4 separate regions of the Mus musculus genome follow, and all the other regions are linked to region 2. A link is a loop called in an ENCODE intact Hi-C map of the cell type or tissue named here. Cell type or tissue: left cerebral cortex. All regions are shown on one strand.

Region 1 (2,500 bases), 800 kb after region 2:
TCTTCATTTGGAAAATTGAATTACGTTAAGAGATTCTGCTTCCACACAGCCAGAGATAGGAGTGGTACATATATATGTCAGCAACAAAATCAAATCGCATTCCCAAACGCCGGCTTGGGGAGTTTTAATGCTTTCTCCATAGTCTGCTTTCCTTCCAAAAAAATATTTCTCACACATTGGCTAAATATCATCTTAACTTCGAAGGTTTGGATTAAATGTATTGATTTTTGCAGAAATATATTCCAGGCATCATATTCCAAGACCCTCTTGTCATCATAGAAAAGAACGGAAATTTTAAAATACATTCTTTTATAAAAGAAAAATTATGTTTAGGCTAGATAAATCTTTTAACTGCAAAATATGCTCACAATGATATACCAGTCCATTGCAAAGTGCTGTAAAGTTTTTTTACTTTATTCCAAAGTTCTTGCTTTTATACAGTAAGTCAGTCCCATGACTGAGTTTCTGCCGGTACTTTGTACACTTCCAGGCGAGACTCTCGGGAGGCACATTCTGCTGTCTCTGTAACAGTCCAGACGTTCTTCTTTCTCACTGAAGCTTAAGCACCGGGGCTTTGGGCTGATCTTCCCAGGGTGTTGTCTTTATTGAGAGGCTATGTAAAGAACATGTGCTCTAATGGTTAATCTTGCTTGTCAGTTTGATAGGGTTTGGTCATTAACCTCTGAACATGTCTGCAAGAGATCTTCCAGATTGAGTTCATGTAAATAGGAAGAGCTACCCTAAATCTGAGTGACACCATTCTGAGCGCTGGGGTCTCTGGCTGAATAAAACAGAGTATTGCGACGGGCTGGAGAAATGGCTCAGTTGATAAGGGCACTTGCTGTTCCTCCAGAGGACCCGAGATAGGCGACAGTTTTAGGGAAAATAAGCCACACCTGTTCTCACACGGAGCCCTGCTTTGTGCCTGGTTGATGAGGATAAACTGGGGGCTAGGTGGATGCTTCAGCCTCCTGCTTTCCTGTGTGTCCAGCATCAAGCAGAGGTGGCAGGTCCCTGGAGGTGGTGTGTGCTGAAACTGTGTCTAGAGCGCCTCCTAGTGGGAACATGCAGCGTGATCGCTGACACACTGAGGATCTGGAGCCCGGCTTCCCTGAGCTCCAGAGCTGGATCAGCGCACCACTCCTAACCTAACCCTGAAGACTCAGAAGGGAAGGTGCCTGCTCTCCTCATAACTCAGGCTTTCTCGAAATTTGCATACTGTTTCTGAGGTCACATTTGTGAATTTAAAGAAAGGAAGAAAGGAAGAAGAGAAAGGAGGAGAGGAGAGGAGAGGAGAGGAGAGGAGAGGAGAGGAGAGGAGAGGAGAGGAGAGGAGAGGAGAGGAGAGGAGAGGAGAGGAGAGGAGAGGAGAGGAGAGGAGAGGAGTAAAGTTCTCCATAGCTTTTTAGTGTTTGTTCCGTTTCTGGTTTAGAAAAAACATATATATCGCTGAGGGTAAAACTCAGAGAGAGACGCAGCAAACAGCTCGCCACAGCCCAGTCCGCAAGGCGCTGTAGGAAAGTGCCAGAAGAATAAAGAGCCACAAGGCCAGGGCGTCCTCCTCCTGAAACCAGATCCAGTCCGATCCCAAGTTTGGCAGGAGCCAGTGGGGTGATTAGAAGGGAGAACGAACTGGGGACCTGTAACAGTTATTGATGTTGGAGAAAAAGGGCTACCCAGACCCAGCCGTGAGTATTGGAGGTAAAGAAGGATAATGCCAGCCCCTGAGACACCCTCCCAACAGTCACCATGCTGCGCACTTTCCCATCAAGGAACCATCCAACCTCTCTGTGACAGCAACGGCTCAAGGCGAGATGTGGAAATAAACAGCTCTCCATTGATAGTGGCCGCAAAGGAGATGCCCTGGGTCTAGCTCCTAGATGTATGAATGTGGGTGTGCTTAGAAAGAAGGGCCTTGCTCATCTAGCCACATTACAAAAGAACAGCCAGCCGGGCAGTAGTGGCACACGCCTTTAATCCCAGCGCTTGTGAGGTAGAAGCAGGCGGATTTCTGAGCTCGAGACCAGCCTGGTCTACAAAGTGACAGCCAGGGCTATACAGAGAAACCCTGGGCTGCAGAGAAACCTTGTCTTGAAAAAAACCAAAACAAACAAACAAACAAACAAAAGAACAGCCTGATTTAAGGTAGATGCTCTGCCCAGTGAATGGTGCCTTTATAAGACAAAGAATGCTAGGGCTGGCAAGATGCCTCAGTGGGTAAAAGCACTTGCCACAGACATCAGACCTGGAACTAGATCCCTAAAACCCATTTAAAAAAGCCAAATGTTGTGGTACACATCTATGACCTCAGTACTCCTAAGGCAATAAATGAGACAGAGGCAGGAGTACCATCCACAAGCTACAAACCAAGCTACCCTGGAGTATGCAATATGGCAGAAATTCCAACAAAGATGGACAGCCAAAGGTTGTTCTCTGACCTCTACATACTCCCACAATGCACATACATAGACACACACCGACTCACATACATACATACACA
Region 2 (2,500 bases):
TTTTTTTTTTTTCCTTTTTTCTGTTACTCAGACTCCAGCACAGAGCATGATGTAGAAAAGTGACTCCAATATTGAGATCCTTGGATAGTGTTGAGCCTCTGACAGTTGACAGAAAAAGAGGAGTGTGACCATTGGAGGCTCTTTGAGCCTGCTCTCTCTTTTGAGTCAGGAAGTGCCCAAGGTGTCAAGGCCTTTGAACACCAGCCCAGACAGGAACTTAACCTTTAGCCAAGTTGCCTAGCAGAGGCCTTGAGTGAGAACCGGTGTAGAAGCCCCCCAGGATGGTAAGTACCCACAGATTTGGGGTGACTCCCTTCCTTCACTCCAGGAGCTAGAGGTGCTGCAGGCCTAAAACTTTGCTTTGCTGAGAGTACACACAACCCAGACAAGGCCACTGGGAATCTTCTATGCCCCCAGGTCACACCATGAAGGAATGAATGGACCCTGTTCTACTTCTCTAAGAATACAGCTTTGCACGCGCAAGCTCTCGAGGGGGGATGGGGGGAATTAGTCTACCTAGCAACTGGCACAACATCCCAGTTTGAGTGGGAGCCTAGAGAGCAAGATGGCCACATAACATCACCTGTGTACATACAGAAGTGCAGCCTCCAGTGGATGATACCACTGCTCCAATCTGCGAAGCTTTGGGGCTTTACATGGGAAATAATCTTGTCAGTACTTTGGCATCCAAGAAAGGGAAAACCTCACAAATTGTAAGTGGTTTGGGTGGAGAGAAGTAGCGATGTGCCAGCTATGTAAATCAGCATATGTTGAGACAAAAAGAAATTGTGACAGGTCAGGAGGAAGTTAGAAAGGTAGGCAAACCAGGAAAACGAGGAAGCAACCCTACCTAGAAACTGATTGGAGCCAAGTGGGTGCTTCTATTTCTACCAGGAGGGGCTGCGAACGGGGTGAAGGGTGGTGAGTATGTGCCTGACCTAGGTGTGTCTTTGGATGTAGCTGTGCGGACTGCACTTTCCCGCCGTCAGGCAGGCTTCATTGGCAAGCTCCTGCTTGGTACCAGAAGTTGGATGCCTAGGGTTTCAGGTTCTTTAGCACGTGACAGTCTGTGCCCTGCCGCCGGCACAAACTGTCTAGGACTGGACTGGGGCTGGAAGCCGTTACCAGTTGATGTCAGAGGATCTGATGGAGAAGACCTGGCATTGGACCAGTCTACCCAGTGTTCTGCGCAAGCTAGGTCAGCACAGGGGCTGGGACCAGCGCCGCCTGGCGGAAACTGCTTGTGATCAGAGCGAAGCCTGGCTCCGCCGGCTTAGAGAAAGGAAGCTCCGCGTGGAACGAGTGGAGCAAGAGATTCTTTGACCCAGACACTTCTTGCGGCACAGCAGCTTATGGCGAGGCATGAAGGAACTCAGTCCTGTGCCCGGAGGGATTAAAAACAAGTTCACCGAGGCCAAGCCCTCTAGAAGAAGTCACTTGTGTTGTGCCTTGCATCAGAGAGAGGGTAGAGGTTGGGAGTCTGTGGGTTAAAGCAGAGGCAAAGGAGGGCGCTGAAGCCAGCAGATAGCCAGAAAGGACTTTAGACCCAGTACTAAAAATTCGGGTTTCCTGGCACAGTGAACCTCTAGAGACTTGGGAAAATATTTTGCATATTTATCCAAGAGAGAAATCGACCCATGCCTAGAAGGGTCCGGGACTCAGCTGGCGTCAACGTCTGCAGTCTAGTATTCCCTCTGGGCCCTGGGCCCTAGACTCACTTTAAATCAGGTAGATCACGCCGGGGCCGCCAGCTCCGCGAGTGGCGGGACCTGCCCGGTTCCAGCGCAGCCACCTCGGCTTCAGCTTGCCATTAGGATCGCAAGCGGGGTCTGGAGCCCCTGGACCCTCCGTGCGCACCGTCAGCTAGAGCAATTGGCCACCAGTAGCGACAACGGAGTGGGCTAGGGATCACAGTAGAAAAAAAATCAGCCGGCTGGGTTGGGAGCACCCCATCGTGCCGCGCTGTGTCCCCGCCTCGGGGGTCCGGATCTGTGGGCGGGGACTGGGGCCCCGCCAGGCCCGGGGCTGGCGCGGGCAGGAGGAGGGGCTCCAGAGCGGGCCAGGGGCGGAGCGAGCGGCCGCGTCGCGCAACCAAGTGAGTTCGCTCCGAAGCCCGCGCCGCCGCCGGCCCGCACCTCGGGCGCCCGCCGCCCCCGCCGCCGCCCGCGCGGGGGTGTAGGATGCTGGCGGGCGCCAGGCTCCAGCGGCGGCGGCGGCAGCTACAGCAGCCCCAGCAGCCCCGGTGGCGGCAGCCTCTCCCGTGGCCGATGAATGCAGACCCACCGCCACCGCCCTGGGTTTGGATGGTCCCCGGCACCGCCGGGCTGCTCCGGCTTGGCGCCGGGGTCGCGCCCCCGCCGGTGCTGTTGGCCTCGGCGCAGCCTGCCTCCGCCCCGTTGCTCCCGCGGCTGCCGGGCTGGCCAGCCCCGGGAGAGCCCCTGCTGCCCCTGCTGCCGCTGTCCTCTGCGCCAGACCACGCCGCCGTGCACCATTATCCCCT
Region 3 (2,500 bases), 910 kb after region 2:
AGACTTGTAGGGGAATATTAACCCCATTATCTAGAAAACAGGGGCTAATCCCAGTCAAAGATCACTAGGGTAGCCTGAGAAAGAGCAGCACTGGCCTGTGCTGAGAGCTCTATACACAGTCACGTGTGTAGACAGGAAGAGGTGTGGAGATTCAGCTTCCAGTCCCAGCCAGTGGGCACCGGGCGGTCTCTCAGCACACAGCGTGGGAGACCACACACGTTACTGCCAGACCTTTCCATCAGAACACCGTGGCTGCTTTGAAGTAGGACAGTACACATTAAGCCAGGATTGGGGACGAAGCCTTCATGGTTGACGTCCAACAGCTGTGGCCTCAACAGAACTCTTGGGTCCTCCCATAAATCTGTGAAACTCCCAACGGGAAGATGTTACTTGGATTCTTCTTCCCGTTTCTCTCTTCCTCCTCCTCCCCCATGCCGCTTACCTTCCTGGGGGTCCTGACCCTATAAAGAACAGGACAAGGTGTCCCCACTGTGTTATGTTTCAAACCTAGGACAAATGGCTGAGGTGCTTATTTAACACATCAAAGCAGACCTGGCCTCCAGGTTCTCCCAGCATCCCTCAGTCCCTATCTACCTGTTACAGGGTATGGCTGGCACACCCTGTACCCTTTACCCTGAAGTCTCCAGCCCAGGGGCTGGGCTGCCCTTTCCTCAGAGGCTCTTCCTTATATAACACAGACATCTGGTTACCTTCCCCTTTTTGGTGACCTGGCTGCTGCACCTGATTCTTGTCTCTTCTTTCTCCCCTACCCTCCCATCTCTCCCCCTCTCCTCCCCCTCCCCCAGAAGCATGGTCTCATGGTAGCCCCACTTCATTAGAACCAGGGCTTCGGGAACTAGTGTCTACAAATGAAAGGGTATTTCAGGAATAGTAAGAGTTTTATATTTACGTTTATGAAAACGCGTTCCGGAATGTCCCACAATAAAAGAGCATTTCCATTAGCCCGCTCGGGGCCTCTGGGTACCACCTACATCTGTAATGCACGGGGCACTTAGAGGTAATGAAACCAAATTGCTTTCTCAACATGCTGCAAATCCAACTTTTCACCAAGAACCAGTGAGCTTTTTATCGGAGCGTCGTCTTCCCAGGCACCTCTTTAAAGGCTGCTCCAACAAATCTGGTGTGCCCTGAGCCCTCCAGATGGAACGGCCCTTCCCTATCGCCTGGGGGCATCAGCACCCCTCAGAAAGCACAACAGCTACTGGCAAAGAGCACGCAACTCTAAGACGTGATGACTTCCTCACAGTTTCTATTTTGTGCTAAGTCTGAAATCAGTTACTCACTTTCTCGCAAGGTAACCAAAGATGCGCTCAGCTCAAGGGTCAGTGAGCAGCTAGCCCTGGCCACTGTTGATTCTGCTACCTGGGCTGAGAGATGTTTCACTATGCTTGATTTAAAAAGATAGCCAGGGATGGGTGTGTCTGCGATGGCATATCTGCCTGATACAGCTAGGGAGGTGGTCAAAGGGACTGAGAGAGAGTTCGAAGCCAGGACGAATTACCAGAAAAAGAAAAAAGAAAAGAAAGATGGACAAACGAACAAAAGAACAAAAAAAAACCCATAACCAACAAAAAGTCCTGGAGCTGGCACTAAGTGACGCTGTCCCAGGGTGGCATGGCTCCCTGACCCCACACAGCTCAGGAGAGAGATGGCAGGGAGTAGATTGGGCTCAAAGGCAGCCACTCTCATCTGGACTGTGACCTCTGTTCAGCAATATGGAGAGAGCTAAGAGATGGACCTAATACACAGGACGAATAAGGAGAGAGAGAAAACAGGGATAAAGATAGATTGCGCGTGGGGGGAGAAAGAGACAAACAGGAAGAGAGGTAGAGGAAGACGAAGATTAGTTAGGTCTTTATGAGGCAAGGTGCAGCATAAGGGGGCAGGAGTGTGCGAGGAGAACAGAGGTAGGGTTGGGCCAAGCTGAAGCAGGCTAGCGGGCAGAGGCAGAGGACCCCATCACTCAGGAGACACTATCATGAAAGTCCTGTGGGTGGAGCCTGGGAGGGGCAAGGAGGGAGTCGAGAATGTGTCCTGACCTGTGGGGTTGGTTAGAGTCCTCAGTGCTAAGGGACAGAGCAAGGAGCTTCTGGAAACAGGCTGCTTGTTGACTGTGAAGGCGCAGGCGCATGAGCTACACACGTGGTCCACACACAGACAACCCGCAACTCTGAGAGAGGCTCACAAGTCACTGCACTGAGGGAGCAAAGCGGTCAGGGCTGTAGCGCTGCCGTACGGGTTTCGATTTGATTTGCAGGGCTGGGAATCAAATCCAGGGCCTTTGCATTCCTGACTGAGCAAATGCCCGACCACTGAGCTATACCTTCAGTTTTGCAAGATGCTCCTCTTGGGGAAAACTGACTGAAAATCACCGTTTCTTTCCATTCTCTGGGGACCAACAACCATTTCGAAAAATTCCTAGGCAGGTAGGAACGTAACTCACGGTCGAGTGCTTGTCTAGAATGTATAACACTGTGGG
Region 4 (2,500 bases), 920 kb after region 2:
TTGAAATATTCCGTTTCAGAAAGACTAGAATTGGGACACACACACACACACACACACACACACAGAGGCCCCTGTGTATACCACCAGCCCTGCCTCCCATCCTTCTGTGGCCACGCCTCCCACCATTCCATGACCACTCCCTCCCTCACTCCCTTGGCTATTGTAGCTAAACTTTGCATGGAGAGAGATAAATGGATATCTCCCTCCAGACAGGGTGCCAGCAACAGACCAAAGAGCCAACACCCCCAACGTCTACCTTAACTAATCATTACATTTAACTGGAGTTACTTATAGGAACATGAACAGTTTATGGGCAGCCACACCTCCAAAGAAGAGTGCCCCTAACTGTTCATCAATTATATCCTTCTCTCGAGTACACCCTCCTGAGCCGTACCCTATCAGGCCCACCAGCCTTGAGGGAATGTTAGTGGCCAAGGATCTTATGCAGATAGTTGGAACTGCTGATGATTTTGAGACGGCCATGGTCGTATCGTGCCCAGAGAGCAGAACTCCGCAGCAGATATAAAATACCGGTAAGCACCCCCTGACATGAACGAATGGCTAGACAAAAGAATAAGCAGGGTAAAGGGATGAATATCCAAAATTTTCCCAACAGAACCTCAGTTTTGCACCTCCCCCTAAAGATGCCTGCCCTTCAGGTGTGAACTGTCTCCAAGCAACACAGCATGGAAAGGGGAAGAGAGTTGCGTCACCGTGAAGACATCCACAAACTTCTTCAGGCCGTGACAGATCATAGGGACAGTACCATCTCATGATGCAATGAGACTGTGGCACCTTATTCTATGGCGTGTCCTCTGTGAAGTGGAGCTGGGAATAGGGGTGAGGTGTTCCACATATACACCTGAAAGCCTAGGTTAGGCTGATGGCTATCCACCAGGTAAGCTTCACTCCAGAGGGTGGATGCTGGCTCCCGCAGGGTGCAAATCAGCAGTGCCATCTAGGTGGCTTCCAAGGACCAGGAGATTGGGGGCAGGGTGAGTGGGGGTGAGGATTAGCTCTGGTATTCGAATAGGAGGCAGCCACACAGGTCTGTGAACGCTGCTCCCCAGCTAGTCAACCTAGATTTTCCACACGCTTTCTCTGTAAAGGAAAAAGGGAGGTAGAATTTCAAAACAAGCGGTTCCAAGACTCGCGCGGAGGCGAGGCGGGAGGGACACACCACCACCGCACTCCTGTCCATGCTGTGCTAACCTTGGTCCTCGCGCGCCCCCTGGTGCCCAAAGTTCGCTCTTGCAGACTGCGCGGTTGATCGGCCCGCGGTGCGCAGCGACCTCGCGTGGACACACACGGTCACCACCTGCCGCTGCCTCCTACAGCCAGGAGCTGATTGTGACATTCATAGACCAGTGGTGACCAGCTACAGAGGATACCAGGCTAGTTCCTGCAAAGTTACAAGTAGACATCGGGGACAGAGAAGCTGAGTTAGCACAGGAAAGCCCGCATTGCCTACCATTACCCGCCTTGGGGTTGAGGAGTGACCGCTCCCCCAAGCCGTGTCTGGACACCAAGGGCCTTCAACAGTCAAGGACAGGGACTCCAGTCAGTCAGGCCGGGATCCAACCTTGTCCTGACACTAACATCTCAGAACTAGGCTAGAACTGGGCCAGCTAGGCAGCCACACAGGGAGCAATTGGACATCCCTGGACCATCGGGGATCCAACAGTGTGGGGATGAGCCCTCCAGAGTGGCCCATTTCCCAACTTACTGCTCCAGGAGCAGGCTGTGTTAATGGGGCATGCACTCATCTCTGCAGACCTTCAAACCACAGGCAATGCTGGTTTCTTGCAGCTGTGCATCCTCCCTTGTGCATACCAAGGCCTTGAGGAGAAAGAATGTAGATCAAAACTCAAAGGAGGTGCCAATCAGCGCTGGGGGAAACTAGCACCCAGAGGGTTACTTTCTAATTCATGTAGTAGCTATCTGTCGAGGTGCCTGGTCAGGGATCATCTGTTTGGTCCTGTGTTTGGGAACTCAAGCCTATGCTCCCGGCTGCTGGAAGTGCACACCCCACCTTCTGTAGAGTTATCCTCAGCTTTGGCTTCTCTTATGCCAATGAAGAAGATCCAGCCCCTCTCATCCTCTACCTACCATTGACCTGGACCCTTGAGAACTACAACTGTCCTCCCCCTCAAGCTACATAATTGGACTATAACTCCACATCCTGTCGGGGATACGAGGTCAATTGGAAGCATGGCTGGAGATCTAGGGTCAAATCCCAGCTACACCAAGTACTGTGACCTTGTGCAGTTTGTTTAACCTATTCCCCCCTCTACCGTAGTGTTGAGACAGCAGTGACTCCCGATGAATTGAGTGCTTGGGTCACTGCCTGACAATACCATGTGTGTTGGCTGTTTTAAACCAGCTATAGGTATAAAGTGTGCTCTGTCAGGAAGGATCCCTGAACAAGGCTTCCCCCATGACAAGTGGCACTGACAGTCAAATGCAGAGTCCATGAACTCCTTGGTCAGGTGTAGGGAGA

The links. Peaks named below come from ENCODE experiments on the same cell type or tissue, not always from the same donor. Only the 100,000 strongest peaks of a DNase experiment are listed, where the experiment ranks them.
Region 1: it touches region 2 in a loop (4-fold over the local background); 4 of 42 quality-filtered maps call a loop at or near these places.
Region 3: a loop joins it to region 2, with 3 times the contacts of the local background. A loop is called at or near these places in 2 of 42 quality-filtered maps.
Region 4: it touches region 2 in a loop (3-fold over the local background); 2 of 42 quality-filtered maps call a loop at or near these places.

The regions. Positions count from the first base shown.
Region 1 is chr7:137,601,799-137,604,298 of GRCm38, reverse strand. No RefSeq gene overlaps it. Among named protein-coding and RNA genes, the nearest start is that of Gm51411, 51 kb to the left of the region's middle. In left cerebral cortex, a CTCF peak has its summit at 1,049 (motif pointing left); a DNase peak (open chromatin) is centred at 1,047.
Region 2 is chr7:138,397,334-138,399,833 of GRCm38, reverse strand. Tcerg1l (transcription elongation regulator 1-like) reads left to right here and starts at 2,104. Exons shown (of 12, transcript NM_183289.3): 1 at 2,104-2,500. The coding sequence starts at 2,181. In left cerebral cortex, a CTCF peak has its summit at 1,215; DNase peaks (open chromatin) are centred at 1,199, 1,750, 1,923, 2,032 and 1 more place; H3K4me3 peaks cover 1,142 bases; H3K27ac peaks cover 401 bases.
Region 3 is chr7:137,483,852-137,486,351 of GRCm38, reverse strand. No RefSeq gene overlaps it. Among named protein-coding and RNA genes, the nearest start is that of Glrx3, 48 kb to the right of the region's middle. In left cerebral cortex, no CTCF peak of the experiment used is centred here; no DNase peak of the experiment used is centred here.
Region 4 is chr7:137,477,211-137,479,710 of GRCm38, reverse strand. No RefSeq gene overlaps it. Among named protein-coding and RNA genes, the nearest start is that of Glrx3, 41 kb to the right of the region's middle. In left cerebral cortex, a CTCF peak has its summit at 1,274 (motif pointing left); DNase peaks (open chromatin) are centred at 1,242 and 1,571; H3K4me3 peaks cover 229 bases.